Linked DNA regions of Mus musculus: all the other regions are linked to region 1. The links are chromatin loops, found by intact Hi-C in ENCODE. Cell type or tissue: left cerebral cortex. All regions are shown on one strand. Region 1 has its middle 15 kb from the start of 1700023C21Rik. Region 2 overlaps Rgs9 (regulator of G-protein signaling 9). Region 3 overlaps Prkar1a (protein kinase, cAMP dependent regulatory, type I, alpha). Region 4 overlaps Gm45916 (predicted gene, 45916). Region 5 has its middle 12 kb from the start of 1600015H23Rik. Region 6 holds the start of Fam20a (family with sequence similarity 20, member A). Region 7 has its middle 19 kb from the start of Gm39441.

Evidence for each region. Peaks named below come from ENCODE experiments on the same cell type or tissue, not always from the same donor. Only the 100,000 strongest peaks of a DNase experiment are listed, where the experiment ranks them.
Region 2: it touches region 1 in a loop (4-fold over the local background); 17 of 42 quality-filtered maps call a loop at or near these places.
Region 3: it touches region 1 in a loop (8-fold over the local background); 38 of 42 quality-filtered maps call a loop at or near these places.
Region 4: a loop joins it to region 1, with 14 times the contacts of the local background. A loop is called at or near these places in 34 of 42 quality-filtered maps.
Region 5: a loop joins it to region 1, with 5 times the contacts of the local background. A loop is called at or near these places in 7 of 42 quality-filtered maps.
Region 6: it touches region 1 in a loop (6-fold over the local background); 6 of 42 quality-filtered maps call a loop at or near these places.
Region 7: a loop joins it to region 1, with 4 times the contacts of the local background. A loop is called at or near these places in 16 of 42 quality-filtered maps.

Annotation. Positions count from the first base shown.
Region 1 is chr11:109,858,918-109,862,917 of GRCm38, forward strand. No RefSeq gene overlaps it. Among named protein-coding and RNA genes, the nearest start is that of 1700023C21Rik, 15 kb to the left of the region's middle. In left cerebral cortex, a CTCF peak has its summit at 1,892 (motif pointing left); DNase peaks (open chromatin) are centred at 1,429 and 1,882; H3K4me3 peaks cover 227 bases; H3K27ac peaks cover 686 bases.
Region 2 is chr11:109,242,470-109,246,469 of GRCm38, forward strand. Rgs9 (regulator of G-protein signaling 9) reads right to left here. Exons shown (of 19, transcript NM_011268.2): 13 at 3,984-4,000. Among named protein-coding and RNA genes, the nearest start is that of Gm39440, 25 kb to the left of the region's middle. In left cerebral cortex, a CTCF peak has its summit at 2,259 (motif pointing right); a DNase peak (open chromatin) is centred at 2,361; H3K4me3 peaks cover 316 bases.
Region 3 is chr11:109,668,383-109,672,382 of GRCm38, forward strand. It overlaps Prkar1a (protein kinase, cAMP dependent regulatory, type I, alpha), which reads left to right. Exons shown (of 11, transcript NM_001373913.1): 11 at 1-1,281. It also overlaps a transcript of Fam20a not described here. Among named protein-coding and RNA genes, the nearest start is that of Gm39443, 16 kb to the left of the region's middle. In left cerebral cortex, a CTCF peak has its summit at 2,180; DNase peaks (open chromatin) are centred at 1,908, 2,194 and 3,525; H3K27ac peaks cover 1,545 bases.
Region 4 is chr11:109,444,069-109,448,068 of GRCm38, forward strand. The region is part of intron 1 of Gm45916 (predicted gene, 45916); the gene reads left to right. Among named protein-coding and RNA genes, the nearest start is that of Gm45916, 6.0 kb to the left of the region's middle. In left cerebral cortex, CTCF peaks have their summits at 747 (motif pointing left) and 1,703 (motif pointing right); DNase peaks (open chromatin) are centred at 682 and 1,715.
Region 5 is chr11:109,329,772-109,333,771 of GRCm38, forward strand. No RefSeq gene overlaps it. Among named protein-coding and RNA genes, the nearest start is that of 1600015H23Rik, 12 kb to the right of the region's middle. In left cerebral cortex, a CTCF peak has its summit at 1,766 (motif pointing right); a DNase peak (open chromatin) is centred at 1,754; H3K4me3 peaks cover 830 bases.
Region 6 is chr11:109,720,663-109,724,662 of GRCm38, forward strand. It overlaps Fam20a (family with sequence similarity 20, member A), which reads right to left and starts at 1,576. Exons shown (of 11, transcript NM_153782.2): 1 at 650-1,576. The coding sequence starts at 1,053. In left cerebral cortex, a CTCF peak has its summit at 1,535; DNase peaks (open chromatin) are centred at 491, 877 and 1,597; H3K4me3 peaks cover 2,029 bases; H3K27ac peaks cover 1,895 bases.
Region 7 is chr11:109,314,747-109,318,746 of GRCm38, forward strand. No RefSeq gene overlaps it. Among named protein-coding and RNA genes, the nearest start is that of Gm39441, 19 kb to the left of the region's middle. In left cerebral cortex, a CTCF peak has its summit at 2,360 (motif pointing right); a DNase peak (open chromatin) is centred at 2,361.

The sequences.
Region 1 (4,000 bases):
GTAAGGGGCTCCTGGATGCCTGGCCAGAGAAGGGAGCTCTAGCAATAAATCCTTTACCTAGTCACTAGTCATCTCTGTTAGCAACAAGTATCAATAGGTCCAGAGGCCTGCAGCTTCTGCCCTCAGAGTAACTTAAAATCAAGATAGGTAAATGCTATTATAGAAAGCAACCCTACTCTCTCGCAAGATCAAGTCTTGCCCCTGCCAACACTCTCCAGCACCACACACCTCACTACCTTCAAGAGAGAACCAGAGCTCCAGAGCTGGCCCCCAGAACATATATATGCATGTATATATGTGTGCATATGAGCATATGCATATGCATGTGTGTGTGCATGAATATATATGCCTTTGTGTGTGTATGTGTGTGCCCTTGCACGCCGGTGTTTGACATCAAATGTGTTCCTTTTAACCTTTAATCTTCCCTACCTTTAGAAAACACAATACTTTTATTTCTTTTGTGAGAATCCATCCATGCATACAATGTATTTTGATCACCCTTCACTCCTTCCCCTAACTCTTCCCAAGTTCTTGTTTTTAGCCACTGGTTGCAGTTTGAGCTGCCCACATACTCATGGGTATGGGCAATCCACTGGAACTTAGGCAACCTCTCAGAGGCCACACCCTTAAAGAAAAATGGAGTCTGTCACTCCCAGAAGCCATCTATTGCCCATGCTCCTTAGTAAGTGGTAGGCTTGTGAGTCCCTCCATGCTGCAATGCTGACTGTCGTGGTCCTGTGCAGGTCTTGTACAGGCAACCACAGCTGCTGTGAGTTCACCAGTGCAGTGGTCCTACCGTGTCCGGAACACACATTTGCTCCGGTCCTCCCTGACCTCTGGCTTTGATTCTTCCAAAATATTCCTTTATGACTGATGTAGCAAGATGCCTATGAGTCCACCTTAGTATTTGAAAAAGGGTCTCTAACTGAGCCTGAAAGTCACTGTTCCAACCAAACTGGCTGGTTAGTAAGATCCAGGGATCTTCTCATCTGTACCCCCCCGCACCCCCCCCCCCCGAGAATCATGGGCCATGCCAATTCAATGCCCAGCTTACATGGGTGCTGGAGAATCCGAACTCAGGTGCGCATGAGGAACACCAAGTGCTTCACCCACTAAGCCACGCCTTCAGCCCCAGAAGCCATGGCTTCTAACTCTGGCATTGACCTTACTCCTGTATCTGGTTCTGTTTGTTTCCTCATTAAAAGCAGAAATGTAAAAACCTGAAGGCATTTTAAACCGTTCATACTGAGATCACGTGACTTAGAGAAACCCATGAATTAAGACGTTTTGAGACCTGTGGCTAAGTTCGGGGCTTAAATGACAGGGTAGAGTTCTGACGGCCAGCAGATAAACCAAACGGTTGCACAGAGGCACAGACAGATCCTGTCCCCCAAAGGATTGTGGGCAGCAGACATCCTGGGCGCAGCCTGAGTCATATCCGGTGTGCAAAAACATGCAAGTAAGCAGGCTACAGATCTTGGGTTTGGGCGACCTCAGTCTTTAGAGCAACCTCGATGATCGAGAAAGAAAGAAAACACAGCAAGGCACAGCTGTCTTTTACTGTAGGGAGAATTAGAGAAATGGGATAGTCAAACTTCGACAATGACACCCCCCCCCCCCACGCCCTTTCCTGCTGGCCCAGGGGTTTCCCATTTCCCTGGAGGAATTTGTGGGACTACTTTTAGCTTCTGCAAGGGAGGCGGCGTCTGAACAGGGACTTTTCTAGACCACAAAGACTGTAAACTTGCCTTTACTGGCCCTCAGCAATCTTCTTGGCTTAAATTGTATGCCTCTGCAGCTGCTTATTCATTGCTAGCTTTGAAAACCCCTGCAAACACGGCTCTGGATCCGATCTTTTCTCCAGAGAACCTGGCTCGCTGGGATAGAGCAGGAGCGCCACCGTGTGGCTGTGTGATTACTGCCGATTCTTTTTGGATGAGATAGGATGATGGGACTGGCTCATTTTTGTTACAAGGAAAGCAGGGCATCAGGGCCTAAGTGGGTCTGTGGCATCCCAAGATGATTTTAGTAGGATGTTGGTACATCACTTAGGGATCTCCAGAGAAGCAACTCATGCATATGTGGGTAGTAGCAAGCATGAAACTAGTGGGATGGGCTGGCCGACTGCAATAAGCAAAACTAGGGTTACAGCTCTTATCTATGTATCCTATCCTGTCTGTCCATCTGTCTGTCCTATTTATTGTGGATTTTTACATTTATCTTTATTTTTACATATTCACAGGTGTGTGTGTGTGTGTGTGTGTGTGTGTGTGTGTGTGTGTACAGGTGCCCACGAAGGCCCAGAGCTGGAGTTGCAGGTGGTTTTAAGTCAGCCGACATGGATGCTGGAAATCAAATTCAGGCACACAAGAGAGCAGCATGCTCTCACAACCACTGAGACATCTCTTCAGTCCCTAGGGTTACCGTTTTGAAGCAATACCACTTTGTAAAGAGCACTTCATGTCAAGTGGGTTTTCCCAGCATCAGTTATGAAGCCACTGGAGAACAAGTCACTGGAGTTTTATAGCAGGAGGGATAAGATGTACTAATGATGTAACAGACATTGATATGTCTTTCTTTTTTATTTTTTGCACAAACCCATTAGACTTGAATGAAGGGCTCAGCTCATCAGAGACTTTCCCATGGAACTCACATGTGCATCTTCTTTGGTTTGAAACAGGTGGTCCTATATGCATTACTTCCTTTGCTCTTTGCTGTGGCTAAATACTTGGAGAAACAAAAGCTCCTTTCTTTTATTTTAGGTCACTGTTTCAGAGGGTTCATCCTGGCTTTTAGCCTCACATGCTTGGGTAGAATATTATCCTGGGGGGGGGGGGCTCAGTGGAGGCTGTTCTTTGATTCTTAGCAGACAGGAAACACAGCTAAGGGGATTTTTTTTTTGGGGGGGGGGACTGGCATATGTAATTGTGGCATAAGCCATGAAGCTTGGCAACCAAGTAAGGTTTTTTTTTTTTTTTGAGGATGGCCCACCACTTTGCATGGCTGTGACAGGTGAGCTCTGACAGGCATGGACCCCAGAGACGTCATCCCAGGATTGCTTCTCACCGATGTTATGACTTTCCCATCACTATTACATAGCCCAATGATTCCTGGGCACCAGCCCACCCAATTGGGCAAATTTCCTGCAGATCAACATGAAGATGAACTTTCATAAATTAGTGCTGTTTAGATGAATTAATGACTTTATAGAATTCCTGGTTTGATTCAAATAATTTTAGGAAGAAAGTTTAAGGAGACGGTTTTAGTCGTTTTGCCAGAAAGATGTAATATAGTTAGAATCAAGAATAGAATGTACCCACTCCTCATAGAATAGTAAAGGCTGCATAATTAGGAACACAATGAGCTTTCATAAATTACAGGAAAAAAAAGAGAAACAGGCTTGGGGCAGAATTGTGATCAAGGAAAAACATTCATTCTAGGTCAGGTGCAAGGATGAAGCCACAGGTATGCACCATGATAGAGCAAGGCCATGGGAAACTGTTGCTTTGAACTTATAATGAGCTTATAGAATGTAACACTGCTTTGAACTTACTACGGACATCCTTCTGTAACTCCTTTTTGTGTAACATTTTATCTGTGGGCTAATTTTATAAAGAACTTTTGTCTAAGGAGTTATAAAAAGGCTGAGAGGGAAAAAAATAGTGTGGCTGTTGTGGCTTTGCTCCATTCGCCAAATGTACATATCTGTAAATATGTGTGTGTATGTATGTGTCTGCATGTACACACATATGTAGGTATATGTGCATGTATGTAACTATGCATGTGCATTTGTGAAATTGATGAAACTGATGGTTTTGTGTGTGTGTGTGTGTGTGTGTGTGTGTGTGTGTGCGCGCGCGGGTGGGCATGGCTTACTTTTTATCCTATTTCTTTCTCTCTGGCTCATGAAGGGTTACTGAGCTCCTTGGAGCCTCTCAGGCCAGTCAGAGACGCCCCAGTCAAAGAGTAAAGAGCCCAAGTAACTAAGTTTCTTTTCTTA
Region 2 (4,000 bases), 620 kb before region 1:
GGTTCACTGCGGTGGGCCTGGACTGTATAAGAAGTGTAACTAAACACTAGCCTGGAAACAAGCCAATGAGCAGTACTTCTCTGTGGTTTCTGTTTCAGCTCCTGCTTGACTTCTTGCCTCTACTTCCCTCGGTGATGCACTGTGATCTGAAAATATGAACGAGGTAAACTCTTTCCTCCACAGGTTGTTTTGGGTGGTGGTGGTTTTTATCACAGCAGCAGACGGCAAGGTAGAACATGGTGTTCTATGAACCTTGAAGGCATCATGGAGGTTTGAATGAGAATACCCCCCCCCCATCCATAGGACCATCAATTGGAATACCTGGTCATCAGGGGGTATTACTACTTGAAAAGATTAGGATTTGTGGCCTTGTTGGAGGAAGCGTGTCTGTGGGGATGGGCTTTGAGATTTCAAAAAGCCCATTCCACACCCAGAGCCGCTCTCTTCCTGCTGACTGCGAATCCAGTGGCTGACTGAGCTCTTATCTGGAAGAACTCTCAGCCACTTCTCCAGCACCATGTCTGCCTGTAAGCCACCGTGCTCCCCACTGTAATGGTAAGGGACTTAACCTCTGTCAGCCAGGCCGATTAAATGCTTTCTTTTATGAGGTGTTGTGGTATGGGGTCTCTTCACAGCAATGGCATGCTGAGTAGAACAGAGGTTACAAGTAGCTCAGACACTGATCCTACGATTACACTGGCATGAGGAACCTAAAGCTGTCAAACTAAGAGAGGCATGTGTGGCATGGCAGCCACCGAGGGGTGGGCGAATAGGAGGTTAGTAATTAAGTACACAGTTTCAGCTTGAGACAACATCCTAGAAACCCAGACACATTGATTGCTCAGTGAACAGTGGCACTCAAATGGTTAAAATGGTACATTTTTGTGTTACATATATTTTACTAAGTAAAAAACAATTAAGGTGGGCACAGAGGCCTACCTGTAATCCTCCTACCCTTTGGGGAGGTAGAGGCAGCTGGATAGCCATATCAGCCATATCAGTGAGACCTGGGTTCAATTGAGAGCCCCTGACTTCATGACTAATGACTAAGACAGAGAATGACCAAAGAAGACTCCTGGGGTCAATTTCTCAGGCTTCCACACTCAATGGCAGACATGTGTTCAAGCACCTACATATACATGTATGCACTCACAGGAGTATTTATACACACTCATTTTAAAACGTTAAATAAACACCTTAAAACACATATAAGATTTCACTGCAGTATTCATAAAGCCCAAAGCCAAATTCAAGGGTTGGAGAGATGGTTCCATGGGTACAAGCATTTGTTGCTCTTTCAGAGGACCCAGGTTCAAGTCCCAACACCCACATGGTGGCTCACAACCATCTATAACTCTAGTTCTAGAGGACCAGCTCACCTCTTCTGGCCTCTGTGAGTACCAGACATGCACACAGACTTACAAACATACCTGCAAGCAAAACACCCACAGACATAAGTTTAAAAAAATAACCTAAAAAATCCCATGATGGATGAATACAGGTGGTACGCACAGACAATGGACCTGATACAGCCATAAAGAAGAGTGTAGAACACCAAGTAAGAAAAGGTCACACACTGTACGGTCCCCATCACAAGAAGCACGTGGAATACCCAAATCCACGGAGACTGAGGGAGAGGAGTGTGCAGCATGCCATGGTGAGGGAAGAACTGAAAATGACCTACCATGGGTAAGGCATTCCTCCCTGAGCTGTTACAGAATTAGCTAGTGTTGGCAGTTGTACGGTTCGGTGAATATATAAGATGACGCAAGACATCAAAGCCACTGGATTGAGCCCAGGGTGGTGGGCTACACAATTCTATTGCTTCAGAGACTGAGGCAGGAGGATCACGAGTTTGAGGCCAGCCTGGGCTACCCAGAGAGCTGCTGTCTCAAAACCAAACAACAACAACAACAGAACACTTGGAAGACAGAGGCAGGAGGACTTGGACGTCAGGTTCACCCTCAGCCACACAGTGAATCTGAGGTCAGCCTGGGTTATATGAAACTTCAATTTAAAGGTGGGGGTGGGGGTGGGGATGAATCGCATATGGGTCATACCTAAGTTTTAAGTTTTTAATTAAATAAGAAAACCAATGGTTTGTGTTCCCTGTTCATACATGAATCCCTCTGACGCTCCTCAGGAGACTGACTATATAATACGGTTTCAGAGATGCAAGGAAAATTTTCTAGATGCTTGCTTTTATCAAGGGATGCATGGCTGAAGCTCAGCATGCTACTTTACTTACTGTCCACTAGATGGCACCATTTCCACTTAGTCACGGGGCGCCGAGGCGCCCGCTCCTGTTCCATCCATCTTTCGGAGGGCTATTACATTTATGCGATTTGGCTTGCTTAGAGAGAATGATTTACAGCAAGCCATGTTCTAATGCAATGCTCTGTATCGGGCCGCCATCCAGACTAAAGCACGTCCAGTATGACTCGCTTCAGAAGCAGGGCCCCAGACTAACTGCTTTAGGGTAATCAGCCTTGGAGTCTCAAACCCAATCACGGAGCTCCCCGGTGATGGGAATGGACAAACAGATAAAATAAATCGCATAAAAGCCAATTTGTCGGCAAAGGTGGCAAAGAAATTGAACGTGTAATTGGTTCTAATCCGGCCTCAGTGTGTTCCCGGATGTTTCTCAGTGGATGAGACACCCAGAGACAGACCTCCTCCACTAAAGCCCGCATCCTCTGAAGGCTTGGAAGAAACCAGGGCAAGAGGTTACACTTCAATCACCAAGGAAGCTTTCAAGACCACAGCGACTGCAACTCAGTCCAATTAAAAAGGCATCTGGGTCCGGGGTGGACACGAGTTTAACATATCTGTGCAGGGCTGGAGATGGTTTTGTGGTTTAGCACTGGCTCCTCTTCCAGGATCGGTTCAATTCCCAGCACCCATATGGCCGCTCACAACCCTTTGTAACTCCAATTCTGGGGAATATGACACCCCTTCCGGCCTGGATGGGCACTGCATGCATATGGTATACAGAAATACATATTGGGGTGTGGGTGTGTGTGTGTGTGTGTGTGTGTGTGTGTGTGTGTGTGTGTGTGTGTAAAATAAAATAAATCTAAAAGATATGCATGGTTGGGTTGAATCTACAGAACATCTAAGCTAAAGGCAATAGGACTTCCAAAGAGCCTGGGAAGCTTAGCTTGTTCAGCTTCCTGGCCTTTGAAGATGTACTTAGGTGAGGGTAGAGGGCCAGAGGCCAGGGAAATGGGTTAGAAGAACTCTGGGCAATGAAATGAGGGAAACCAAGAACGGATGGAGAATTCCCTGGGAATTGTGAGTGAGGCTAAGGAGATTGTAGAAAAGATGTTAACATTCCCTGGTGCTATACACACACACACACACACACACACACACACACACACACACACACACACACACACCTCAGAATGCAGTGACTTTCTGAGCCTATGGAAAATGAAGGTCCTGGACCCAGGTTAGACTCTTACTCCTGGGAAAGCAGGAGATCCTGTTTAGACCTTAACAAGGTATGGAAGCACCCACTGCAAAACTCCTAAAAGTCTAGGCTGGCCATGAAAGGGAGAGTAACTTTTTTTAAAAGACTCGTGCTGGAAGGAGGGGCTGCTTAGTCCCTGAAGTCTTTGCCATGCACCCACCAAGCTGTGGGTTCGAGCTTCAGCACCCTTTAACACCAAGTAGAGGGTCTCATGCATGTTCCCAGCACTTGGGATGGAGAGTCAAAAGAACCAAGAGGTAGCCTGGGCTACACGTAATCCTGTCTCAGAGAGGAGGGAAGGGGAGGGAGAGAAGAGGAATTAAAAGAAAGGGAGGGAGGAAGGGAGGGAAGGAGGAAGGTAGGAAAGAACAGAGGTAGGGAGGGATGGAGGGAGGGAAGGAGGGAGGGAGGAAGGGAAAGAGGGAGGAAAGAAGGAAGGAAGGAAGGAAGGAAGGAAGGAAGGAAGGAAGGAAGGAAGGAAGGAAGGAAGGAAGGAAAGAGAACTCACCACTAAATTCCTTCTTG
Region 3 (4,000 bases), 190 kb before region 1:
ACTCTGGGGAGTTAACCGTGGTTAACTCGTGTGATCTGCCCTCAGTTACAGACTAGGGCGTTGGAATTACTGAGAATAGACAAATAGAGCAAGCTCCAGAGAGAAGGGGATGGAGGCAGTGCTGCTGAAGGTGGATGGCGGTCAGGTGTCCAGAAGCAGGAAGCTGGGTCTGTCCCCTGGGTTTCTGTTAGGAACAGTGGTGGGGTGTGACCGTGTTGTGGTCTGAAAGGCCACCCCGCTGAGTCCTGCCTTTTCCTGTCTAACCTTGAATTTCTCTGGTAAACTTTCTTTATTGTTTTTTGTTTGTGTGTGTGTGTTTAAAGTAAACTTGTGTTCTTGACTGTATTTCAGTATTTTCCAGCCTTATGTGTTACATTATTCCAGTGATAACCCAACAGTTTATTTTTATTACTGTTATTTTTTAAACAAAATTCACAGTTCGTAACGAGGCACACTTATCTTGTGATTTCTGTATAATGTCGGGTTCTATTTGGGAGTGACTGCGTTTTCATGTGTGTGCAAGTGGTTCTGATTAATAATTCCCTCCCTCCCTTTCCCAGTTAACTTAAATTGTTGGTTATGGTAGATTTTTTTCTTGGTAGATTGAAAAGCTTCTAGATTGTTACTAATTTGGGAAAAAGTTTCATTTAGGTTTTAGCATGGGATAGAAAGCTACCTTGTTGCCATATCTAAAACTTCCATAATCTATATTAAATGAGGGTTTTCTGTACTTACTTTGTGGTTGGCTATCTTTTTTTATATTTAAAAAAATAAAAATTATGTTACTAGCTTAAAGCTTAATTTGATATTTGTTTAAATGCCAAAAATGTATGTATGTGAATGATGTAGAACGCCATAAAATGCATTTCATGTGTATATACCCCCTTGGTCTGTACGGAGATAAACACCTGCTTTCTAAGAGTTCCATGCTAGCTTACAAGTTACGCCCTTTTGTCGTTTTACTCTTAGACTTTTCAAGATAAGTCTAAATTTAAAAATTACCACATTTAAAGCTTTATCTTTGTGCAATTTAAATATCAGTCAGAAGTCGTGGTTGGCATACTGTGTCTTTGTGGACTCTTGGCACCATTGTCTCTGGATGGGTGGGCGAATTTAAGCAATCTGCTGAGAAAGCAGAGCTGGCCAAAGGGACAGTTGCTGTTTCCTGGACACTAGTCTGATATACTCTGTGCTAATCTAATCGCTGTTCTTTTGTTACAGACTGTCTCAATGGTAGGTCACAGAATAAAAAAGATGAAATAATTTAAATTCTTAAACGAATCAGTTTTTCTTCCTTTCTTCCTTTTCTTCCTCTGTTTTTCCCCAAAATTTCAGTGGGAAAGAATGAAAGTGAATTTTGGGATTAGAATTTTGAAAAAGTAATGTATTTATTTTTTTTTAAAATACATTCCAATTCAGTTTGTCAAAGGGTGGATTTCAAAACCTTGCTTTTATGGGTGTGGGACAGACTCACTAACAAGCTCTGGAAGGGGAAGGTTCTGTCCAAAGCCATGGCGTTGTTTTCACAGGACAGACCTGTCTGTGTGCCTTAGGGCTTCACAGACTGGATTGGACTCCTGGTTTTACAAGATCCACCTGTAGCTGCTTGAGGATCTTACACATCAAGATTTGTTTCTGTTTCTTCCTGGAGTTTGAAGAGTGAGCACATGAGTTACTCTGGTGATAACTGGGATCTTCACACGCAGGGAAGCTGGAGTTAGTGCTGGAGAGTGGCTGAGTTCTGCTGCTTAAGCTCTGCCTGGCCAGGTTCAGAAGTCCCTTCCTCTCACCAGCTGCATGTCCTTCTTTTAAAACTTGGCCCAGGATGCAGTTTACTGTTGTGTTGACATTCTGAAATTGAATTAGCACAATGGCAGTGGCGTCACTTTGTCTCCAACCTCAAAGATTTGGACCCTTTGTGAACTTTGGCAAAGCCCTGCCAGTGCACTTCCGGGTGGACCAAAACCATGCTAACCATTTAATTTGCCCTCCATCACATCTGCCAAGGGGAAACACAAATCTCTCCCTTCTTACATTTGGGGTATTTCTGTAGAAACCATCATTTTTGTGTACATACACAGCTAAAATTTGTTTCTTGGCATAACTTTAGAACTGTGACATCATCATGAGTCCCTGTAAGAACAAGAAGTAGCTTTGTGATTTTAAAAAAGTCACCACTAGATGGAGAGCTTTTTCTTTATGCTCAGCTTTGCCAACCTCAGATGAGTCGCAGCTGTTTCTCAGTCTGCAGATCCTGCATTTGCGTGTCTCCCTACTTGGTACAATGTAAGTGTGACCCCGAGACTGCCACACCAGAAGCCCTCTGGGACCTGAGCTGCACTCGCAGAGAAAAACGTGATTATCCCTTGCCTTCCCACCCGAGGCTGAGTGAGGTCTGCCTCACCTCATCTGTGGCCATGTCACCTGGGGGCCTCCTGCACCACGCTTGTGTGGGGGCCCTCGTGCCTGCTGTTGATGAGGTCACTCGGTATTTAGAAGGCCTCCCAGGATAGTGCTCATGGGCTGACTCGCGTTCCTGAGTTTGAGAAAGCTGTCTCTTACTGTGAACGTGCAGCAGTAGACAGATGCAGTGTTAAAGAACCAGCAATGTAAAGACATGATCTTTACCACACAAGATGAGATTCTGTAGTAATGGGTCAGTGAAGTTAGACTAGAGAATCCTAAGAACCTGACCTCATACTTCTCCTAGGGGCAGTAATAATTTACCAGTTAAGAGGCCAGGAGTTTAATAGGACAGAATTGCTCCCTATAAGAGAATTGACTTATCCTTAGATAGGTCCAGCATTTGGAGAATGCTGTGGCATATCCCTCCAAACTGATCCCTACCAGTTCACACAGTCTTGGTTTTTTTATTTGCTTGCCAGTGGTAACATGGAAAGTTTTCACATAGACTCAGAATATTTTTTTTCCCCATGGGAAGTTGAGCAATGATTCAGAGTGCGTAAGCTGTAAGAACTCCACACTCTGAGAATGGAATGTTTTTGTCTTCTGGTGCTTTTGAAAAATGCTGCTCTTAGCTTTATGTTGTTGTTGTTAGAAAAACAGATAGTTAAAAGTAGCCTATATAGTTATCCATCATAGAATCAAGCCGAGTTACTTTGGTTTTGAAATGTAAAGCAGATTTCAGAGTCTCGAGAGACTGGTCTGCATCAGGGAGGCCATGTTGGAGATGGACTGCAGCTCGCCCGAGCCAGGCTGGCTGAGAGCCCCAAACCATCCTTTCTTTGATCTGACAGTGCCTGTCCCCCCCAGCCCCCAATCTTCAGTGTGGCTTCCTTGTGCTTCCCAGACATGGGAGAAGAGAAGAAACAGTTGATGTTGCTGCAGGAAGCTGCGCCTCACAAAAGGGCCTTCTTGAGAGGGAAGTCTTTAGAACCAGTTTTCTCTGGTAAAGAGTTGACTTTGCTGTTTTTTCTCCTGTAGCCCAGCCCAGCCCAGCCCAGCCCAGCCTTCAACTCTACACTCTTTGTTTCAGCCACTCAAGGGTGGGGATTTGCTGGAATGAGTCACAGCACCCAGCAAATTTGACTTCACAAATGGGTGTGATGCTATACATTTTGGAAGAAGTCTAAACCACAAGATGATGTGGTTTTGTCTCTTGAGAGCTATAGTTCTCATCCTTACACATTGGAGGAGGGGCATGCTCGTGAGGGTTGCAGACCTATGTCTTGCAGGGTAGTGTCTGGGACTGGCAAGGCTCTAGGGTGAATAGAGGCAAGGTTATTTCGCAAACTGGGTTCTGGGGTTGTGTGCCCATAACGTGGGGTGCTAGGATGAATCAGAACCATCCACTACAAGACCAGCATGGTGACTCGTGCCTTAATCCAGGCACTTGGGAAGTAGAGGCGGGAGAATCAAGAATTCAGGGCCAGCCTGGTGTACATGAACTCCAATCTCAGAAGACCAAAACAATACTACCTGTTCTCAGTCATCCTGTCTGTCCTTGGACATATGCACAAGTCTGAGTGACATTGCTGGT
Region 4 (4,000 bases), 410 kb before region 1:
TCCCATTATAGATGGTTGTGAGCCACCATTAGGTTGCTGAGGATTGAACTCAGGACCTCTGGAAGAGCAAGCAGTGCTCTTAACTGCTGAGCCATCTCTCCAGACCCTAGATACCATTTTTAAAAACTCATATAACAAAGGGGTTTGTCAATCAGTGAAAGATAATAAACCTCACTCATTCACATGGTTTAGTCTCTTAATAATGTTTTAATACCAGGGGCTATGTGCTAGGTCTTGTCAAACCCTTCAGGATATAGCAGAGACAAAAAAAGAAAAGTCTTCCCTAGTGTTTTTTTAGAGGAAGAGAGAGAAAGTAGAGGAAGAAACCAATGCTCTTATGGTATAGTCAGAGTAAAAGAATAGAAGCAAATTGGGGGTTGAGCCAGGGTCTCACGTGGTCCAGGAAACCTCGAACTTGCTGTAGTCAAGGATGGCCTTAACTCTTCGCCCTACACGAATGTACCATCACGTCTGGTTTTATGCAACACTGGGGATTGAACTCTGGGCTTCCTGCATGCTAGGTGAGCCTCATACCAACTGAGCCATGCCCCCCAGTCCCAAATATCCTTTTTAACAGGACAGTTAGGAATGCCTCCTTAGGGCTGAAATTTGGAATCAAGCAAATTAAAAGGATATAGCATATTCATACTGAAGGGAGAGATGGCTCAGTGGACACATGGCGGCTCCCAACCCTCTGTAACTCCAGGAACAGAGAGTCCGATACCCTCTTCTGGCCTCTTCGGGCACTGCATGTATGTGGTGCACGGGCGTACGTGCAGTTTAAACACCCCAGGAAACAAGGAGTGGGGATGGGGGAATTGATCAGTGGTCGGCATAGTTGTACCAGAGGAGAAAGTAATAGCACCATGTGGCTTATCTAGGGTTCATCCTTGAAGAGTTGTGGTTAGTGTGTGCTCTGAAAGGATCACTATGGCTGCTGTGTGGGAATTTTAGGAGGTGTCAGGGTGTTGCTGGAAGATCATTGTTATAATGCAGTTGAGATGACCTTAGCTTGGCTCAGAGAGAGAAGCAGGGATGGCAATTCAGTCGGATCCTGGATATATTTAGAAAGAAGAGCCAGGTGTCAGGGCAACAAGCCTGTAATCCCGGGGCTTAGGAGGCAGAGGCGAGGGGATTAGTTCAAGGTCATCCTTGCCTCGTAGCAAGTTTGAGGCTACCCTGAGCTACGTGGACCTTGTCTCAATAACACCTCCCAGAGAAATAAAACCACAAGCAAACAGACAGACAGACAGACAGACAGACAGTAGTCCTGATGGGATTTGCAGACAGCATAGGTTGGCGTAGTTTAGAAGAGGGGTCAGAGTGAGCTCACTGTGCTGTGGGTACTACACAGCAGGAGTTCATTCACAAAGACAGGACTAACAGTCAGGGGAGAGGAGGGACTTCATCTTTGATCCTAAGGAAAAAAGTTGCTAGGGTCCTTAACCTGTTTGTCTTCCTGAGTGGCAGGAAAGGTGAATATATGTGACACACACGCATGGCCCGGGTTGTGTTCGCTCTCAATACTCGTTGGCGATACGTTCTGGGGCGCCAGACTTGCTGTCTAAATTCCCCTGGAAGGGATCCAAGTGCACTGACGTCATTTGAATCTGGCTTTTAATGCATAGGGTTTTTGTTTGTTTTGTTTTTTGTTTTTGCATGAAAACTCAAACTGTTAGCCTTGTGTGGTTAGAATCATTATAAAAATGAACACCAGGGGGACCTAGTGTGCCTTGGTGGCTGGCCCACCTATTGGATATGGCAGACCTGTGTTAGAGACACATCTGTAGAGGACAGCCGCCCAATCCTCTGTGTTCTGTGTATCTCGAGGAGTGGCGCAGCCTGTAATGTGTTAGAATTGCCTTCGTATGAGCTGGGTTTGATGACTGTTTAAAGCTTCAAAGCAGTGGCTTCTAATCACGGGATGGCTTATCAATGAACTCCAGAATGTGGGAGCTTTTAAAAGTAAGAATCATGCCGGACATGGTAGTACTGGTCTGTAACCCTGGCACTTGAGAGATGGAGGCAGGAGGATCCGAAGTTCAAGGCTGTCCTTGGCTGGATAGTGAGTTCAAGGCCATCCCAGACAAGTCAGAGGGAGGGAGAGAGGGAGGGAGGGAGGGAGGAAGAGAGAAACTGAATTCTGATGATTTTGATTTTTAGTTTATTTTGGACAGAATACAGAATCTATGTGTAATATATACCTGGAAGCGACTTGAATTTAGCCGATTGAAACTCAGACTTGCGATGTATTTTCCATTTGATCCCCAGATATAATAATGTCCTGAAGCTATGTACTGCTGGGAGTGAAAACGATAACTCTGTGTGCTGGGACCACGGCTCACTTGGTAGAGTACCTGCCTAGCATACACCAGGCCTTGGGTTTAATCCCCAACACTCCCTAAAACTGGGCACAGTAACTATGTCTATAACCCCAGCACTGATGTGGCAGCTGGAGAATCAAAAGGTTAAGGTTATCCCCTGCTATATAGGCAGTCGAAGACTAGCCTGGGCTATATAAGACCCTGCTTCAAAAAAAAAAAAGAGATAAATTGCTAAAGGGTTTGGAAACATAGTATAAACACACACATTTGTCTCAAAAGGGCACATAACCTTAGCAACTAGACAGAGGCACACATCCTACCTTTGTACAGAAAGGACATGGTCTAAATACAAGGACAGAAAGTAATGAGCTGAAGAGAGTCATCATGGAAAAAAAAATCAGTTAATTAATGCATTGGCAACTGCCTGATCTTGCCTGACTTTCACACCTATGATCTGAAAATTACTTTGGTGAGGGTCTGGAGAGATTGCTCAGTGGTTAAGAGCACTGGCTGCCCTACCAGAGGACCCAGGTTCCATTCTGAGCACCAACATAGATGCTCACAGTGTCTGCAACAACAGTTCCAGGGCATCTGACAAGGTCTTCTGGCTTCTGCAGACACTGTACGCAAGCCACACACAGACAGACACTCAGGCACAACACTCGTATGCATAAAATACAATGGAAATGTATTCTTTTAATGCGTGTAGGTATTTTGCCTGCATGTATGCCCGTGCACTGCATCTCTGCCTGCTGCCCTCAGAGGACGGAAGAGGACATTGGATGCCTTGGGACTGGAGTTACCGTTTGTTGTGAGGTGCTGTGTTGGTGGTGGGACTCGAACCTGGGTCCTCTGGAAGAGCAGCCAGTGCTTTTATTTGCTGAGCCATCTCTCTTGTACCAAAATAATACACGTTTAGAAAAGGGACTTTGATGATCCATTGTGCATTTGTGGGGGTGCACATGTGTAAAGGTGGGCTCTCCCGTGCTTGGGTGTGTGGATGTCAGAGGTCAGGATCGGGTACCTTGATTTATTTCCCGCCTTATTCTTTTGAGGCAGGGTCTCTCACTGAGCCAGGGGTTTGCTCTTTCAGCTCGACCAGCGGGCAGCTGAGCCGCACTCCCCCACCCAAGGACTGAGGTCACAGTGGGCTTCTGTGGTTAAACTCAAGCCGTGCTGCAAATGCTTCACTCTTCGCTGTCTTTTTAGCCCCTATCGTGACTCCTGAATTTTTTATTTTAGTTTGATTGATTATGCTTTCTTTTTGAAGACTGACTTGGAACTTGTGACAGTCTTGCCTCAGCCTCCCATGTGCTGGCGTTACGGGCGTGAGCCACCACCAGGAACAGCAACACCTTTCTGTCTGTCAGAGCTTAGTGTTCAGGGCTGGGGTGCTCAGAGCCATTGCAATGTTGGAGACACATGGAGCAGGGATAAGAGACTATGGTGGGCAGGCAGCTGAATTCATTTTTACTCTTGTAGGTGACAGGACCCAAAGTGCTCCCCAGGGACCTCACTGCCTGGTGCTACCTCCACTTTGTAATTCACTGTGTAGAGCAGGGTGTCCTTGAACTCATGATCTTCTTGAATTTGTCTCCTGGGTTCTGGAATTATAAGTGCATGCTACCAAGTCTGGCACCAAATTTTGCTTGTTTCCTTCCTTCCTTCCTTCCTTC
Region 5 (4,000 bases), 530 kb before region 1:
CTTCAGAAACTGTACTGTCCACGGGACACAGCTATGTGGTTCCAAGCAAGAACTGACCTGGAACAGGTCTCTTGGAACATTCATGGTTCTCCTTCATGTCACCTTCCCTGACTTCACAATACCCTCACGTCCGTCAGGAGCACCCAGTAAAGCCTCCGCTCAGCCCTTTCTGAATCCATTCTTGGCGCTCCACACAGGATAAAGGAAGTATCTACCCATAAGCACTACCTCTATCCTTGGAGCATCCACCATGGCACCTGGGCTCGTTTGCGTTGTCAACTTGATAGAAACTGAGACCACCCGGAAGGAAGGGATTTCCACTGAGATTGGCTTGTGGGTATAATGGTGTGGCTTTTTCTTGATGGGCGATTGATGTGGGTGAGCCCAGTCCACTATGAGTGGTACCACCCCTGGGCAGGTGGTGCTAGGTAGTATAAAAAAGCAAGCTGGACAAGCCATGGGGAACAAACAAGTAAACAGTAGGAAATGCACAGCAGCCGGGCAGTAGTGGCGCACGCCTTTAATCCCAGCACTTGGGAGGCAGAGGCAGGTGGATTTCTGAGTTCGAGGCCAGCCTGATCTACAGAGTGAGTTCCAGGACAGCCAGGGCTACACAGAGAAACCCTGTATCAAAAAACCAAAGGCCAGCTAACACGGTGGGAAGCTTTAGATTGCTCCAGTAGCTCCGTTTAAGCTCATTTGCAGGTTGACCCTCCTTGGCAATCTGGATGCATCACAGTCCTGTTCCTGGGGCACCGGGAGTGGGGGTTGGTGTCACATCTGGGCAGATGCTAAAGGTATCTATCTATACTGCCTACCTTCAGCTCTGCAGCTAGCTGGCCCACAGAGCCTGGCTCACCCACAAACACATCACATTAGACAAGGGACACCTGAGGGTCTTTGTGGTGGGACCTAGTCCACCATCAGTCTACATCACTCGAGGCTGGGCACCTTTAAGCTGTCTTAGATGGGTCACGTTAGCCTGGGATGTCTTTAAGAAAGCAGTTACAAGCCTTTCACTTCTCACTGGTCCGTGAGCACACGGGTTAACTGTCTAAGAGGAAACAGCACAGGATGAGGTTGGTGCGAGGACCTGACCTTTAGACTCAAACCCTTTAGACTCAAACCCAAACAAGTTGATCCAGCCAGAGGAAGATGGTGACCATGGCCTTCTGAGCTATGTGGGTATTGTGGTCAAGGTATTAACCATGTTTTTACTCTCAAATATGGGTAACATATGGGTGCTATGAAATTAACACGTGGGTTTCAGAGTTCCCATCTTTGAGGCTGGTGGCAGGCTCTGTTTCTCCCACATTCTACCCAGCAGGTCCTGATTCTTTAGGGCCAAGAGGCACCTTTGGATACTTACACAGTGTTATCGAGCATCACACCAGACAGGGAGGACCGACCCAGAGGGATGCCCCTTGCCCTTACCCAGTCTTCCTTGGACACTCCACGGAGTGGATCCCCGCCCACCTGCCAGGAGGGCCAGGTGAGGACCTCGCAGTAGGTATCCAACCATCCTCCCGGATCCTGGATGAATTCACGACCACAACACGAATAGGAGAGAAACGGGAAACACCCCCCCCCCCCCCCCGAGTTCACAAGCCAAAACGAACCCCGAGGGGCAGGGCTGTGGCTGCCGCCTGGGGCCCATAGCATCTGCACTTGCAAAGCACTTGGAACCCACGCCAGCCAATCAGCTGGCAGCGCCGAGCTCACTTTAGCATGCCTAGCACAGACTCAAAGTACCACCAGGGGGCGGCATCTGGCTCCACCTGGACCCTGTAAGGAAACAAAATAGTCCAGAGGATTGAAAGTTGAGCCCCACCACTGAAGTCAGAGAAAGTGAAAGCGATATGTGAACTGACTCTGGCTCCCTGGTGAGCCTGTCCCTAAGTCACTGAGTAACTGTTAGCCATTACTTAAACTCCCTAATAGTTTGCATCCTCTTCTAAACTGAGAAAAGTCAGGATATGGAAATGACACCTGACTGGCGGGATGGCTCACCTCCCTGCTGGCCCTGGACCCCTGGATTTACTACCTGGGTGGAGGAGCTCCAGCAAGGATCACAGATAATAGCTGCGCGAAGAAGGCTTCGTTTGGTCCTGTTTTTTAAGCTCACGGAGAAAACGTATTCCTGAACAGAAAAATGCCTGGAACGTGCTGAATTCCTAGTAATATTTGTCCTTTAGCGCTTGGAACTCATCCTACACCTCACCGCAGCCGAACCCCACCCTCACACCACCTCCCGCCTTACCTGGTACTAGGGAGATTGAACCTAGAGTCTCTTGCATGCTAAGTTCATACTCATCAACGAAGCCACACTCCCAAGCCCCTTTGGGAAACACACACACACACACACACACACACACACACACACTAATATGAGGACTGTTGGAGTTCCGCCATCATTTAACTTGAGGTTAAATCTCAGCTGCTTTTTACCAACAGTCTGTGAGATATGGGATAATTAACCTCTCTGCGCCTTAATTCCAATACGACAAAATAGTCAGCTGACCATATTGATGTATATCTGTATTCCAGTAATTGAAAGTTGGAGACAGGAAGGACAGGGACTGAAAACCAACCTCAGCTCCATAAGGAGCTTAAATCTAACCTGGGCTATTTAAGACCCTGTCTCAAACAAACTAACAACAACAACAATAAAATAAAATAAAATAAAATAAAATAAAATAAAGCTAGTTAATGACAAACTTATAGAGTTATTAGGGGGAGATAAATAGGTAAAGATTCAGTAAATCTGAGTTGTCACTATTATTAATATTAAAACCATTAATAGTGGTATAGGAATGCCCACAGTTTGTAACACTAGCTAGATCTCAGACACAATGGGAATTCCGCAGGTCTGAGCCTAGGATTGTTAGCCGTAGACCAACCATATGCCCACTTTTCATTGCCAGGGCTGAGTACTTGAGCTGTGTAGGGCAGACACAGCTGATGTGAGAAGAGGGTTGGTGGACATTTTCCCAGGAAATGGATATCCCTTGGTTTATATGGGTCCCACTCCAGTGCAAGAGCCAAGTTCCTACCCAGCCCCAGGCCTCTTTGCACGTCGTTACAGGGCTGGAATAACAGCCTAGAAAGCCGACTCAGAAGCCGGGTTGACTCACAGGGAGATGACTTGGCAGACAGTCATGAGTTGGAGCGTCCAGCTCAGCCACTGACCTGCTATCCCCACAGCTGGGGAAATACCGCTTCACCCAGGTTATCAAATGTCCTTGAATTCAAACTTGAACCCCATTGGATGGGTTAAGCAATGTCATTTCAAAATCACTTTAAATCTGATAGTGTGTGTGTGTGTGTGAGAGAGAGGGGGGGGGTGCAACCCCATTCTTTTACTTTGCCCACGTTCCCTCTTTCCACCCCAACGGCCCCAACTGATTTATTTGCTAGAATTTCCCACTTATAATGAGACCCTCTAAACTCTGTTGTTTCTTTGATGGCTTTTGAAGCAGAATGTCACTATATAGCCCAGGCTTCCAGTCATCCTCCTAAGTACTGAGATTATGGGGTTTGGTTTTTGTTTTTAGAACTTTTTGATCATCTAGCTCTTGAATATTAATGCTATCGAGATTAGTTAAAAAGCAGGGCATAGAGACACCCACTTGGAATCCTAGCTACTCAAGAAATTGAAGAGAATCAATAGGACCCAGGGCCGTCTGGGAAGCATATTAAGACCCCATCTTAAAAACAAAAATAGGCAGAGACAGGCGGATTTCTGAGTTCAAGGCCAGCCTGGTCTACAAAGTGAGTTCCAGGACAGCCAGGGCTACACAGAGAAACCCTGTCTTGAAAAACCAAAAATAAAAAATTAAAAATAAATAAATAAATAATAAGAACAAACGATAAAAACAACCAAGGACTGTACAAGAAAAGCCCTTAGGCATGTAGGAGGAAGCAGTTGTATCAGGTGGTACCCACGGTCCTAGTAGTTAATAACATCCTCTTAGCTAGGGATGATAGCACAAACCTGTAA
Region 6 (4,000 bases), 140 kb before region 1:
CTAGGCCTCCAGCCCCCGAACCCCGAACCCCGAACCCCTTTCTCTCCAGTAGCCTCAGCCCAAATCATCACAATAATAAAAGATGATAAATTGCCTTCAGTTTGGAACATTGCCTAAACACCCGACAGGCCCTGTTTAATGAGCAACAGGGATTGGCCGTATCAGAGTTTGCTCCAGCTGACCTCTTTGGTCTCCAACCCTGAGCAGAGGGACAGGGACGGGGGGGGGGGGGGGGGGGGAAACTGGGTCTTTGGGATATGACAGTCAGATCTGACCAAAGAGCAGAGCTGAGTGTCGCCAGCCCTGCTCTCTGTTTGCAAAGTTCATTCTGGAAAACAGCAGGCCCAGAGCAGCTGTCCACAGCAGGACAGCGCGAAAGAGGCCCGAGAAAGCATTGGGACCAGGAAACTGACTGGCTAGAGAACCCAGGAACTCGAGGGGAGTGGCTGGGAGCATTTCTTTGCTGTTGCTCAGAAATCTAAGGCCTGCTACAGCTGGTGGGCGTCCAGATGGGGATCGAAGCCTAGTGCCAGGCTGTGACGGCAGAGTGAAGTTCCCACAGCCCAGGGTGGGAGTGGACATGGGTAGCCAGGACCTGGAGGGTCATGCTAGGGAGTCCGGTGCTGGGGTTCCTCGGAAGGGTTCTCACCTGTTCCAGCGGGCCACCTTCCTCCGGTAATACCGCAGCGCCTCCTGGCTGGCCAGGAGCCAGTCTTCGGGTCCCAGGAGAGGCGGATCCTCCAGGACTTGGTAGAGCGAGTGGGCGAAGAGGGCCTGCAGCTTAGAGCGCGGGGCAGGGTGGCCGCGGCTGGGATGCTCAACCCGGGGCAAAGCTCCTGAAAAGTTGTGCGAGGCTGTGCCAAGGTCTCGGGAGGCTGCGGCTGAGTGTAGAGACGCGGAGGGGGCGCGGCCAGAGCACGGGCAGGCGGCGGGGCGCTCGCCCGGCCGGAGCTGGCGCTGCACTTGCGGCCAGAGGTGGAAGTAGAGGTCGGCGGAGAAGAGCGCGCCCAGGAGCAGCAGGGCCAGCAGGCGGTCCCTGCGCAGCCCGGGCATGGCCCAAGCGGACACCCGGGAAACACTTGGGGTGCAGACGGAAGAAGCTCCTGGAGTCCGGAGGAGGCTGGAATGCTCACACAGGGGATTAGCTCTTCCTGGAAGGGTGTCTTCCCTGAACTTGGGGACCGCGTGCAGGAAGCTCACAGTGTTGACAGCGTCGTCTTTTCTTGCCCAGTAGAGAGGCAGGGTTGGGGTTCCCTGGCTACCCGGTTGTTATTTGAGTCTCTTTGCCCTGTGACCCCCTCTGCCAGGGACCGCTCAGGTGGGGAGGTCCCGTGGAGGAGTGCTGGCTCTGGTGGCCGTGTAGAGGGCGATCACTGGAGGGAGCGCAAAGGAGCTCTCGCCCCCTAGGAGGAGGCTGGAGAGACTGCGTAGCCCGGGGCGTCTCTTCCAAGGATGCTGTCTCTCCGCAGCTGCTGAGACAGATCCAGCGGCTCCTCCTGCAGGCGGCAGGGACTCCTGTGCCCCGGGCTGGCAGGAGCGGAGGGAACGCAGAGTTGACAAAGCAGGGGCGACTCAGGGCGAGCTTGTCTTTGCGCCTAGACTCCTAGAGGCAGAGGTAACGCGGAGCCTCCCCGCTGCCTGGATTGGCCTGGCGCCCGCACCTCCGCCCACTCTTAGCTGGCACCTGCCTCTGGCATAGCTTGCCAGCCAAACTCCCAATCCCTTTGCTGCCGGCTCTGCCCTTCCACCTTGTCATCAATCCTCTCCTCCGGCTCCTCCTCTTTGTCCCCACTTTCCTTGCTCAGGGCTCTTCATACACATCCTGGTGAGCCCAAGAGAGGTGGACTTGAGCCTTTCATTTCCATTTTTAGGGTTTTTTTTTTTGGGGGGGGACAATGCAAACCCTTAAAAGCCTTTCTTCTGTAAGCTTTGCCAGATGTGTGTCTGGGGGTTTGGATTTCATTTCTCAGCATACTCGCTGCAGGGCATAAACTGGATTCATAGCAACCAGCACATAGTAGGCACTTGCTCTGAAGATACTCACGTGGTGCACAAAAATAGCTTGCCCTTTAAAAAATAAGAGCCCCTCCCACTCCCCTTAACCTAGAACCTGGGTGATTTCCTGTTTGGATGGAGTTTGACTCCAAATCTTCCAGTACTTTGAAAAGAGGAAATGGCAGGGAGGGAGGGGCCCCAAATGACCCCACTCCGAACTCTTGAATGTAGCTTGGTGTGAAAGTAGTCCACCCAAATGAATCACTGGAGGACCCGCTTACTTAGGCTTTCTCCTGATATCCTGTGAGGTCATTTACACTTCTCCACCCCGTGTTCCTTCCTTCTGAGGATCAGGGGAGGGCAGCCCTGAAACCTTGGCTTTCTCTGTTTTATAATTTGGGAGCATAGTAAATGCGAGTCTGCCTGGAGAGGTGGCCCCACCCTGGAGAATGTTCAGGAAAAGACTGTTTCCCCCCAGCTGTTGCCTGCCTGGGCAACAAAGCGCCTATGTATGCTAATTTCATTGGTTAAGGATCTCCAGGTTCTTGCTGGAGTCTCCATTCTGAGACACTGTAGCTTGTGGGTTAACACTGGAGTTTTCCCGGCAGTTGGTCAACTATTTCTTGTGGCAGCTGCTGTCCTCTCATCTTTAGATAGAAGTGCGTGTGTGTGACCGTGTGTGTGTGTGTGTGTGTGTGTGTGTGTGTGTGCCCGTGTGTGTGTGTGCCCGTGTGTGTGCCCGTGTGTGCCCGTGTGTGTGCCCGTGTGTGTGCCCGTGTGTGTGCCCGTGTGTGTGTGTGTGTGTGTGTGCTTGGGGAGATCAGATGTCAACCTTGAGTGTTAGTCTTCAGGAGCCACTGATCCACACTGATGCTTTTAAGGCAGGTTTTTTCTCTGGGACCAGATTGACCGGCCAGTGAACCCTAGAGACCGTCCAGTCTCTGCCTCCCTATTGCTGGGATTACAATCGTCTGCCAGCACACTAGCTTGATTTTCATGTGGGTCTTGGAGAGTAGTCTTGTGTTTGCACAGCAAGAAGATTACTAATTGAGTTATTGCCTAAGCATCCTGCAATGAGAATTTACTCCATGAGCTCATCGTGAGGCTTAAAATGAGTTCAAGTATACATAGTGCTCAGAATATCCCTAACTCATGCCAGACAACTATGAGACAGGGTTTGGCTGTAGCGAGTACTTCTGGTTTCTTGTAAAGCACTAGATCAGATTGGAGACTCGTTATGGTTTGAAACAAACAAACAAACAACGGCAAACCACAGAAAAACACTGGAAATACAAAACACCAGAGAAAAGGACTAGATTCCTTAAGACTGAGTCCAACTAGGAAACCTCAAGACCCAGCATCCGCAGCCAATTCCCAGGAGCCGGACGAGGTCAGAGCCTTTAAGAGACCTGTGGGGCTTGGACTTATTTTTTTTTTTTTTAAATCTAGCATTAAATTCTAACAGGCGGTCAGTTTCTGAGAGACTTTGCAACTTTTGCTTTGTCTAATTAGGCATCACGGCCCATAGACTAAAAAGCCAGGTAATGATCAATGGTGCCTTATCGACGATAAGAAGCTCTTGCATGTTTCTAGACTGATAAAGATGCCGTAAGCCCCGTGACTTTGATTATCCCCAGCCAATGGGCTCATGCCTCCTCGGCAGACATTTTCATCTGGCTCCAGTAGAGTAAATGCTCTTTCTAACTTGCTTGAAGGTTATCTGAACGTACATACCTTAGAAAGGTCAAGGGCATGGAAGTCAGAGATGAAGTGAATGTGAAGTCAGGGCAAGAGAGTACCATTGGTCACCCAGCTGCTGTTTTCAAGGTGTTCTCCAAAATCTCTTTCTTTTTCAGATATGAGCTCTGCTTCTCTGCTTCTCTATGTCTGGGCTCCCAGGTTCCCTTAACTAGCCTCAGCTACATATTTTCAATGAATGCTGAAGCTATTCCAAATGGTTTTCCATGACCTGTTGTTGGCTTCAGTTTCCCACTGGAAATCCATC
Region 7 (4,000 bases), 540 kb before region 1:
TCTTCTTCTTCTTCTTCTTCTTCTTCTTCTTCTTCTTCTTCTTCTTCTTCTTCCTCCTCCTCCTCCTCCTCCTCCTCCTCCTCCTTCTCCTCCTCCTCCTTCTTCTCCTCCCTCTTCTCCCTCTTCTCTTCTTCTCCTCCTCTTCCTCCTCCTCTTCATCTTCCTCCTCTTCCTCTTCTTCTCCTCCTCCTCCTCCCTCTTCTCCCTCTTCTTCTCCCTCTTCTTCTCCCTCTTCTTCCTCTTCTCCCTCTTTTCCCTCCTCCTCCTCCTCCTCTTCTTCCCCTTCAATTCACAGACTTCAGTTAGTGTTCCCCATATACACATGTGTATATGGTGTAGGGCTATCGATACATGTCAATTCTGTTGCCAAGCAGACTACTCATGGCACAATCGGTCAACTGCATTTCACTGTGTGTCTTAGTCAGGGTTTCTATTGCTGCACAAAACATCTGACCAAGAAGCAAGTTGGGGAGGAGAGGGTTTATTCAGCTTACACTTCCACATTGCTGCTCATTGCCAAAGGAAGTTAAGACTGGAACTCACACAGGGTAGGAACCTAGAGGTAGGAGCTGATGCAGAAGCCATGGAGGGATGCTGCTTACCAGATTGCTTCCCCTGGCTTGCTCAGCTTGCTTTCTTATAGAACCCAGGACTACCAGCCCAGGGATGGCACCACCCATGGTGGGCCCTCCCATCCTTGATCACTAATTGAGACAATGCCTTACAGCTGGATCTCATGGAGACATTTCCTCAAGGGGGGCTCCTTTCTCTGTTGACACACAAAACCAGCCAGTACAGTGGGAGAACTATACTTTCTGGCAAGAAGCCATGTCTGGGTCAGCAGGACAGCTCGGTGGATAAAGGCACTTGCCATTAAGCCTGGCATGCTGAGTTCAATCCCAGGAACCAATGTAATAGAACAGATTCTTACATGTTGTCCTATGATCACATGAATGCTTGGGCATATGTGTGTGCATGTGCATATATCTATGCATGCATACAAATAAGTATCATCCCCCCCAAAGCCAAAGACTTTGGCCATCTTGATAGGTGTAAGGATATAATCTGTGGAAGTTGTGCCCATATGGTGGTTACCAAAACAATATGGGTGGCTGGCCACTGTGACACAATGCCTTTAATTCCAGCACTTAGGTGGCAAAGGCAGACAGACCTCTGTAAGTTTAAGGCCAGACAGTGAGACCCTGCCTCCAAAAAAAGAAGAAATTGATAGGCTGGGGAATGAGACATTTAAGCCAGGCTGGCTTCCAAATATGCCTGATATGGATCTCATTGTATCAGAGTCAGCACCTGGAGGGAAGATGTCTTGATAGACAGACAGCTGCCACAAGGGCTCAAGGAGATGCCCAAATCTGCACTGATGTCAGGTTCCTTTTCTAACATCCTTCCAGGGCAACTTTCAGTGGCAACTGTGGCTTCTGGAGGTGATTCCTAGTCTGTGTAAATGGGAGCCTGTCCTCTGCTGAGCAGCAGAACCCAGTGTCCTGCTAACTGAGGAGTGACAAGGGTGGATAGAACAGACCCACCCTTTGTGACAAAGTGAGTCATAAATAAATGTACTGGAAAGTGTGAGAATTTGATGTGAGAAATCTGCGTGAGGTGTGTGGTACGTGCAGTGGAGAGTCCCAAGACAAGCCAGCTCCGTGACTTTTATGGAGGATTCAGCATAGAGTCATTCATGTGGCTATGATGTCACTGTGGAAGGGCACAAAGCAAACTCAACAGTGAGGAAAGGCACACAGGACCATCTAGAAGCCATGTTGAATACAAGCTTCCAAGAGTCTTTGCTCAGTGGAATCAGGCAGGATACAACTCAACCCCTGGCCGATGGGTCACATAATTGTGAAATGTCTATATGAAAGGTTTTCAGTATCTTGGGCCTCAGTTTCACTGGGAGATAACCATAAAGGCACAGTGCGCATGCCATAAACCAAGACTGCAGACTCCCACAAGGAATGCAAATGTTCAGCATTACACTAAAGGTCTACACAACAGTGTAATGCTTACTGGAAGCTCAAGGAACCCCCTAAAATCAAAGTGCAACCTACCTCCCCATGCACAGCAGGGATGGTTTGGCTCTGAATGGAAGCAACTCAACAACAGCTGAAGAAAAATGATGCTTGGGACTAGTCTGAAATACAAGAGCTAGCTGAATGTGGTAGCACACACTGATAATCCCAGCAGCAGGCAAGCTCATGAGGAAGAAACAGGAAGGTTGGAAGGACCTGCTACATAGTAATCTAAAGACCTCCCTGGCCTGAGATCCTGTCATTAAGAAAGGGGACAGGAAGGGAAGGGTAGGAAGCAAGTAGCGACGGAAAGATGACACAGAGCCTTCCAGCAGAGGGAGCCTCAACAGCAAAGTTGGAGATGCAGAGGCAACTGTGCAAAAGCTGGGTGGTTTGGAGTGTCTGGAGGTGGATATAGAGGAGACAAAGTGAAAGCCCAATTTGATGACATTTTACTACCTATCGCTTGTCATTTAGTCTTTTACTTTTTCTTGCTTATACTTAATAAACTCACTCATTCCGGGACTGAAAATATGGCATCTGTAGATCCTTTTCCAGACTGTGCATAACAATACACCAAAAGTATTTTCCCTTCAGCTATTTTGTCATCCGCTTGCCTAATCAAGTTGGTCCATAGCATTAGTTATCATTACAGTACCTCTCAGTGTAAGGGATGGCCTGCTGCATCACTAAGCAAAGACCAATTCATTGTGATCGGGTTAGGTTCTGCCCCCAGGCCTCAGGAGCCACACTCAGGAGTTCCTGTGGCCTCAGCATTGCCATCTCCATGAGTGACAGAGACTAAGAGAAACACAGTCACCCTAAGGAAGGTGACGATTAGTGTCCTTCCAGAAAACAGGTGCAGTCTCCTGGGTCCACCATGAGCCCGGGACGGACTAGAGTCTGAAGCTGCTAAGCGTCAGAGAAAGCCAACCACGGAGTCAAGGCCAACACCTTCATTCCTTCCTGTCACCTCAGTGGTGGGGGCAAGTGGGAGAAAACCACAGACTGAAGATGGTGGTCAGACTTGAGTACTTCAGCTTGAAAATCAGAAGCAACAACTGGCAATCTGAGGTGAGAACTATTCACATTTCTGGGTAAGGAAAAAAAAAAGTGAGGCAGGAAGTCCTCGGATGGCAGCCATCAAGCAAAATACAAGCATCATTGACGAGAAAAGATCCAGACACAACAGATTAAACACAGGGTCTGCTGTTCATTGATGTGTGACATTGGTGATGCCACTAACCTGCTCCAAGTCTTGGGCTCTTCATCAGTAAAATAAGAGGTGTGGTTGAGCATGCTCCAAGGTCCTATCCAGCTTCTGTTCCTGCAGAGAGAATGGGAACTACCAAGTTGCAGAGCATCAGCAGCAACGGCATGCTTAAAAATGATGACAGAAGTCATTGTTTTTAATAGCTGAATAGTACTCCATTGTGTAAATGTACCACATTTTCTGTATCCATTCCTCTGTTGAAGGACATCTTGGTTCTTTCCATCTTCTGCCTATCATAAATAAGGGTGCTATGAACATAGTGGAACAAGTGTCCTTGTTATATGTTGGAGCATCTTTGGGTATATGCCCAGAAGTGGTATTGCTGAATCCTCAGGTAGTACTATGTTCAATTTTCTGAGGAACCGCCAAACTGATATCCAGAGTGGTTGTACCAGCTTGCAATCCCACCAACAATTGGGGAGGGGTGTTCCTCTTTCTCCACATCCTTGCCAGCATCTGCTGTCACAAATGGCTGGAACTAGAAAATATCACCCTGAGTGAAGTAACCCAATCACAAAAGAACATGCATGGTAAACACTCACTGATAAGTGGATATTAGCCCCAAATCTCAGAATACCCAAGATACAATTCACAGACTGAGGCCACAGGAACTCCTGAGTGTGGCTCCTGAGGCCTGGGGGCAGAACCTAACCCGATCACAATGAATTGGTCTTTGCTGATGCAGCAGGCCATCCTATAC